Linked DNA regions of Homo sapiens: region 1 is linked to region 2. Evidence: chromatin contacts called from ENCODE Hi-C or POLR2A ChIA-PET data. All regions are on one chromosome and are shown on one strand. Each heading gives the region's core, a stretch centred on a gene start or an enhancer-like site at or near the end of the contact. The rest is flanking DNA. Distances are from core to core; before and after follow the strand shown. Region 1 has its middle 200 kb from the start of CDKN2B. Region 2 holds the start of CDKN2A-AS1 (CDKN2A antisense RNA 1).

Region 1 (4,020 bases), core at 1,325-3,824, 240 kb after region 2:
CCAACCCCCACATCACTAAACATTCCCATTTGTGTCTTCTGGTGCTTCATGTTACATATGAAGTACAAAGACCATTGAATACTTTCACTTTCATTTTGGAAATCCTATCTATTGAGGGTAGGAAATGTGGTTTCTAGGGTTTGTTGACCATTTGGTTACAATTTGGGATTGCAACTGACTTGCAGGATTTCAGACAATGCAAAGGCAAAGTCTAGTCTATTCCTGGAAGAAAAATCATGGGATGGGGAGACCTTTTTTATCTATGCCACTTTTTAACCTTTTTTTGGAGGTACTGGCAGTTATAGCCACATAATTCTATTAGGCCATCGATGGCTGGGTCTAGATCTGTGACTTTCAAATTAGGTCTTAATAGGGTTGGAATAGGGTTATAGTGGTGTCCATTGTAAATTGGTTCCTAAAATTTTATTTATGTCCCATCTACTCCTTTAACAAATATGCCTTAAGCACTTACTATGTGAGGGACTCTGTGTTAATTCTTGTCAAGAGATATAAAAATGTATAGTCTTGGCCGGCGCGGTGGCTCACGCCTGTAATCCCAGCACTTTGGTAGGCCAAGGTGGGTGGGTCACGAGGTCAGGAGATCAAAACCATCCTGGCTAACACGGTGAAACCCCGTCTCTACTAAAAATACAAAAAATTAGCCGGGCATGGTGGTGGGCACCTGTAGTCCCAGCTACTCGGGAGGCTGAGGCAGGAGAATGGTGTGAACCCGGGAGGCGGAGCTTGTAGTGAGCCTAGACTGTGCCACTACACTCCAGCCTGGGCGACAAAATGAGACTCCATCTCAAAAAAAGAAAAAAAAAAGTGTAGTCTTGCATGCCTCTTTATCACCTGTCAAGGGTGATAAGTTTAAAACAATTTTTTTCCTCTGGGATTTGAAGATTTTCTCCTGTTTCTTTTCTTCACTATTTCTTAAGATGAGAGTCTCTATGTCCTGTGAATATGTAATAAGCAAAGAACAAAAGTAGTTTTCTGACCTTTAACTGTTTCAGAATAGTTTTGAATATATTAGTTAAAATAGCATAATATTATGTCTTCAACATGAATACAATATCTTAAATTTCATGAAACATGGCACACACTTGTTCTGTGTAGTAACTGTAATAAGGCAGACATCGTTAAATGCCCTATTTTGTAGATGGTGACTCAGAGGTCAAGTAATTTCATTATGACTGGCCAAGTGGCAGAACCTGAACTGGAAAGGGGAGTGTGGTGCCCTTTCCATTGCTTTACATTTCCTTGTAAATGTCAAGAGCAGCTGAATGTTAGTATTCTTTTCAAACTGCAAAGTGACTTTTCAGCAATTGGGGTTGTTGTTTGAAATGTTTTTGAATGGCTTGTCTTCTATCTTTCCCTCATAGGAAAAGAAAAATACGACACATAGCCATGATTGAAGACGTGTACCTTCATCTGAGAAGACATCTGCAAATATTCTGGTCACTATTAAACTATATCCAATTTTTAAGTTGTTTATTTTTAAGTGAGGGCTGTTTTTATAGATAAAGTTTAAAAAGTCTGGCATTGTTGACATATATTTTACATTAACCTTTGCTTTTGGAAGAACCAGATATTCCCAATGTTAGTGTAATCGATCGTATTTTTTTGATTGTTATGTGGCAGTTGCATGTATTACGTTTTTAAGTTGTCATAATAACCTGGTGAGAGAAGTACTATTATTATTTGACTTTTGTAGATGAGAAAATTGAGAGACAGAAAAGTTAAGTGACTTGCCCAAGTTTATACAGCTAGCAAGTAGAAAAACTGAGATTTAAACTCGGGATGGACTTGTTCCAGAGCCCATGTTTTTAACCACAGCATTATACTGACCCGTCTTGGCACTGCACTGATGAGGTGTGTGATCTTTCTTAGGTCACCTAATGGTTTTGGTTTTCAGATTCATTTATGAGAAGGAGAATGCATGGGATAATTTATTTTCTGAGCAGTATTCCTTGTATGCTTACATGCCTTTATTTAGTCCTCACAAGAACCCTAGACATAGATAGAATTATTATCATCCTTATGTTACATATGGGAAAATTAGAACTTAGAGAGTTCAAGTAACTGCTAAAGGTGACATAATCGGTGTAAGAACTGGGAATCACCGCCAAGATTTCAATCACTATGCTTTACTGTCTTTCCTTTTTAGGGGCTTATGCTGCCGTCAAATTCTTTACATTGAATCCTGGCTTTTTATTTTAGAGTCATAATGGCAATATGTTTGTTTCATAAAACCTTTCATTTAGAATTCATCCAAGAAGTGACTTAGTCTACTTATGGCTGCAAATACTGGGGAGCCATTAGCACAGTGACAGCAATCTTAACAATGAAACATTGTGCTATTAATATTATATTATTATTTTTTTGAGGAGTCACATGTGTAGCAAACAGGATGTAACCGGACATGTCAGGCAAGCTGTTGCTAACCCTGAAGACTACAAGGGATTAAATTCTCATTATTCCTCAGAGTTAGTCCCCAAATATCTGTGTATGTTCAGTTTCTTCAGTTTGGCAGGAAGTTTTAAAGAACTAAACAGCATGCCCTTCCGCCTGTGGCATATTCATAAGCTATTTTTGGGTGAGTCATCGGAATTCTGTGGTTTGTATCCTGAAGGGGGAGAGGAGACACTGTATGTTTAGCCTTTTTTTTTTTTTTTGAAACAGCTAGTTGAAAAAAAAATTCTTTGATAAAAGTTCAACATTAGGTAAGAAATATCTGCGGCAGGATCTTTCCATTGTGATAAATATTCCTCTCATGTTCACATCTCTGGGAATATTATACAAGTTTAATTATTTGACCTGTGCATATTCATGGCTTGACCTAGTGCACACAGAAGCTCTGGTCTGGTGTTTAGCTGAGGCAATTCATGGGGAATAAACAACTGGCTAAATGAGTCTTCTTCTGTCCTTGGAGTCTGCTCCCTAATGTCAAATCAATGCAGTAAGCTGGATAGAGTTGTGGACATTTATGAAAACACAAAGACCAAGCCAAACCTTTTGAGGCCTGTTAGGTAATATAACTAATACTGTAATTGTGGGTTATGATTAAATATTTGTAATGGTAAAAAAAAGAAGTGGGTGAAAATTGACAGTCTTTTTCTTTGTAACAACAAGAGAGCCTAAGAGGGAATTCCAGTAATTAATACATATTTTCCTATCTCATCAGGAAAAGGAGCTGATTGTTAATGGAAGAAGGAAGAAATACAAGTTTGTTGGGTATTTAGTATATGCCAGACGCTGTACTAGGGCTCAAAAAAAATTCCATAGAGACCATTTAGATCTGGCGAACATACTACTTTCAGAAACTGAAGCGAGTTTGTGGTCTACAGCATCAGTAGTCCATAAGACAGAGATTTAAGAAAAGAAATGGTGGTATTTAACACCCCTGTTCAATTATAGTTATCCATATGATATGACTGACTGATTTGTGACTGTCAACAGACGTATTCATAGAGGACAATTTCAAGTTAATCTTCAAAATGGGAGAGTTAAATTATTTTTAAAAAATAAAGAGTGACTACTGTTTGGTCCTTGAAATGATGTTAGGTGGATCATGAATTAGGCATTAAATGGCATTAAAACACATAATGAGAAAATTCTCTCTTTTTAATTCCCTTTCAGTTTTCTGAGTATGTCAAGCAGGAAGTTTCAGTGTGGTGTTAGTGAAATGTTAGCTCTTCTCAGGGCAGGCAACATCTCCCTTCATAACACTCCTTTTTAGAGTTACATTTTATTATGTTTTATTTCTGGCAAGTGAAATTGGTTTCCATTTATATGGAGTAGATATTAAAAATGTATTCATATGAAATATTAATTGATTTAAAAATATTAACTAAATAATACATGTAGTGAGCTGAATGGGCAATGGGACACCACCCTGAAGAAATTATCCACTGTGTAAAACTTCACAATTTTAGTGATTAAGAGGCAGATGGTTTCATAAAAGAAAACAAAAAATATAGTTTGTTTAAGATCTACCTGCTTGTCCAGAGCAGTTGTGTT
Region 2 (3,646 bases), core at 1,147-3,646:
GTGTTGTGGCGGGCGCCTGTAATCTCAGCTACTGAGGAGGCTGAGGCAGGAGAATCGCTTGCACCCGGGAGGCGGAGGTTGCAGTGAGCCGAGATCGCACCACTGCACTCCAGCCTGGGCGACAGAGAAAGACTCCGTCTCAAAAAAAAAAAAAAAAAAAAAAAAGTTGTTTTCTGCTATTTCCTGAACTTTATTACGTAAATGAGACACGTGAGATCTGGAAGGAGGTGGAGGTGAAGACCCTCCCACCTGGCCTGCATCCAGAGTACTTGGGGTGTGGCACTGGCGTGGGCCCCAGGAAGGATCCCAGCCAGTTTTGGTGCTGGAGGCCCGGCCAAAGGAAGGGCTGCTCTCCCGTCCCGCGGGCTCCGAGGTCGCCGCACCCGGGCGCGCCTGGGCCTCGTCACCCGCGCTCGTGACGCGTGCTTACAAAGGAAACTTTTACAGGTTTCGGTGGGCAGGGCCTTTTATTGCCCTTCTGCTCCACAGCCCCCGTGCTTAATCGGTTGGTTGGGAGGTTTCTTTCGTCCGTGGTTTTGGAAAGTCCCCGCCTCCAAACCGCAGTCCCGCAGTCAGTTCTGCAGCCTCAGGGCCTCGAACAGCCATGCTTAGAATCCGTCCTTCTTTCCTGCTCCATCTACCCTTCCCCTCTGGCTTCTTTTTTTTCACTGGAGAAAGCCCACCCGAGTCTCTCAGCCTGCTTCGGAGGTTACTGCGGCCTCCTCCACGGGTAGTTCTGGGACCCGGGTCTAGTCCGCGGTTCCGGAGCAGGTCCCTCCCTGGAGTCGTCAGGCCCAGTATGCGTGTGCTCAGTGTGCTCGGGAAACACGCGTGGGCTTTAACAGCAGATCTCCATAAAAGGGTCCCGGAGATAGCCTCTGCCTGGCCCGAGGCCCAGTGCCTCAAAGCGGACGCCTTTGCGCTCCCGGAGGTGCTCACACCACAGCGGAGCCTGCTGGCGAGTGGAGCGTAGGACTGCGAACCAGCAATCTCCCGAGAAGCGGCGAGGGGGAGGGGAATGTCTGTGAATCGGTTATCCCTCCCACCCCCAGCAGAAGTCGGGGAAATGGGGGTGGAAGGGGGAAAAAGGGAGAGAACAGGAGTGGGGTTGAGGAAGGGTAAGGAGGAAGGTGAGCTTCCTACAGCTGCGGGGGAAGGTGGAGAAAATTTTCAGGGGGACAGCTGAGTGGTAGAGCTAGCGAGCTTCAGAGAAATGTTGACAGACAGATGCCCAGAAAGTGAGGATGCCGGGCATGGGCACTGCGTACCAGGCACAGGAGATATATGGAGGCAGGAAATTGGCACATCATAAGCATTTGACCATCCTGCCCTAAAACAAAACAAATTGAACAACAACAACAACAAAAGATAATAGCAAAAGTGGCACAGTAGTGAGCTCGCAGGGCCCATTCCTATATAGAAACACAGAAAAATAAGCAAAAGCTGCCAGAATTGACTTCGTGGGAACTCTGGGAAACAGTAAGAAAGTTTTACAGCAACCAAGTGAGTGCTGAACCAAGGCAAAGGTAACTGAAACGCAATGATAGAGAAGAGGGGCAGGGAAGTGTTGGGTAGACAAAGGCGGGTCCCTGGTAAGGGCCCTCCCCTGGGCCTGTGCCCACTGGACCTAGGTGAGGACAGGCACTCCTTCCTTCACGCCCAAATGTTGCATATCCCAAGACCACCCTGTCCCGCCACGCCCCCATCCTTTGCCTATGAAAACCCTGAGACCCTAGCAGGCAGACACACAAGCGGCTCTATGTCCAGAGGAACTCATCGGAGGAACTGGACGTGGAGCGGGGCACCCCAGCGGAAGGGAGCACGCCAGTGGAAGAGCACACTGACAGACCATAGGAGTCAGTCTGTTATATTATCATAGTATAATATTATAAAATTATTATAATACAATAAAAATATAAAAATATAAATAATGTAATAAATATGGATAAAAATAATAATTACATATTTATATTTATATGAGAACACTATGAATAATTTTAAGCCAAAAAACAACTCGATGTTCATCACTGGATGAGTAGACGAGCAATTTCCAGTATATTCATACAATGGAATATGATTCAGCCATAAAATGAAATGAGGTACTGATACATGCTGCAGCAGGAATGAACCCCCAAAACACTACACTTGGTGAAAGAAGCCAGACACGGAAGGTCACATATTGTATGATCCCATTTATAAGAAATATTCAGAATAGGTAAATCCATAGAGACAAAAGGAGTTTTGTAGTTGCCAGGAGTTGGAGGCAAGAAGAGTTTAACAGGTATGCTTAATGGGGCCTCCTATGCAGTTGACGAAAATGTTTTGGGCTAGATAGGAGTGATGGTTGCATAACATTGTACTAAATGCCACTGAATTCTACTCTTTAAAATTTTTAGTTTTATGTTATGTGGCGTGTACCCTAAAAAAAAAAATAGAGGTGCAGTGCTCCAGCACGGGATGAGGCAGCGTGGACAGGAGCATCTCCCAACCTCAGTGAAGTCTGAGCCGCGTGCCTGCAACAATCCCACTGTGGCAGAGAACCGCAGAGTTCCTTCCGGTTTGGCAGCAGTCATTCGCAACCTCACAGCCCTCTGGAACCCCAGCCTGGGGGTCTCAGAACGCCGAGGCGGGGACTGGGAGCCGAGTCGGATTCCGAGACTATGGGCCAGGGTTGGCTGGATTCAGTTACCTGGCTGAGGCCTGGTGAGCAAAATATCCCAAACCTCGCGTGATCTGGAAGGGGAAGCCGGATAAATACGGATCTCCAGATGTGCCAGTCTCGAGTCTATCGATATGAGGTCCCCCTAGAGTTTCTATTCATCATTTTAACCGCATTTCATCGATCTTGAGACACGGCTTTTGATATTTTATCACCTCAAGATAAATAGTGTTAGATGTCTAATAGCAGCGTTTTTCTAAGAGATACATGAAACAACAGTGTCAGAAACGATGCTGTCTTCCATGCGATGAAATTGTTGTAATAGGTGCTCAATAAATGTTGACAATAAATGAGTGAATGAATGAAAATTATTTTATTTTTATTTGAGCTTTGGTTCTGCCATTTGCTAGCAGTGTGACTCAAGAGAAGCCAGTAACCCCCCTGAGCTTCCCTAGTTCACAAAATGCTTGTCATGAAGTCGACAGCTTCCGGAGGCTGCGAGGCTCGCAAGAAATGCCCACATGAATGTGCGCTTAGGGCGTGAGTGCTCACTCCAGAAAACTCCAACACAGTGAAAAGGCAGAAGCGGTGTTTTTCTTTTTTACATTTTTATAAGAATATATAAAAAATGATATAAATGGACATTTACGGTAGTGGGGGAAGGCATATATCTACGTTAAAAGGCAGGACATTTTTAAAAGCTCTATTTTCTAAATGAAAACTACGAAAGCGGGGTGGGTTGTGGCGGGGGCAGTTGTGGCCCTGTAGGACCTTCGGTGACTGATGATCTAAGTTTCCCGAGGTTTCTCAGAGCCTCTCTGGTTCTTTCAATCGGGGATGTCTGCAGAGGGCAGAAAGAAAACAGGCGTTAGAAACCTGAGGTCAAAGATGTGTGGCACATCCCGCCCTCCTCTCTTGCCGTCCCTACCGGCATTGAAATACTTATGGATAAAGTTCTCGCAATGGCTTCACGTGCATGTACCCGCC

What was found. A loop is a pair of places that touch in the nucleus more often than their neighbours do. ChIA-PET counts read pairs that join two places held with the same protein, here RNA polymerase II (POLR2A). Pooled maps may share reads with other maps.
Region 1: a loop to region 2 is called in a pooled map of posterior vena cava, with 32 times the contacts of the local background. The contact joins the enhancer-like site here to the promoter of CDKN2A-AS1 in region 2. A Hi-C loop is called at or near these places in 2 of 50 pooled maps. POLR2A ChIA-PET finds 5 or more read pairs at or near these places in 3 of 52 experiments (BJ, activated T-cell and endothelial cell of umbilical vein).

Annotation. Positions count from the first base shown.
Region 1 is chr9:22,209,282-22,213,301 of GRCh38, forward strand. No RefSeq gene overlaps it. Among named protein-coding and RNA genes, the nearest start is that of CDKN2B, 200 kb to the left of the region's middle. Within about 2 kb of position 2,575, at least 5 of the 41 ENCODE cell types and tissues checked have a DNase peak (open chromatin) inside an H3K27ac peak, as active enhancers do; they include endothelial cell of umbilical vein, where a contact is called at or near this core.
Region 2 is chr9:21,964,743-21,968,388 of GRCh38, forward strand. It overlaps CDKN2A-AS1 (CDKN2A antisense RNA 1), which reads left to right and starts at 2,397. Exons shown (of 1, transcript NR_024274.1): 1 at 2,397-3,012. CDKN2A (cyclin dependent kinase inhibitor 2A) reads right to left here. Exons shown (of 3, transcript NM_000077.5): 3 at 3,010-3,500. The coding sequence ends at 3,487.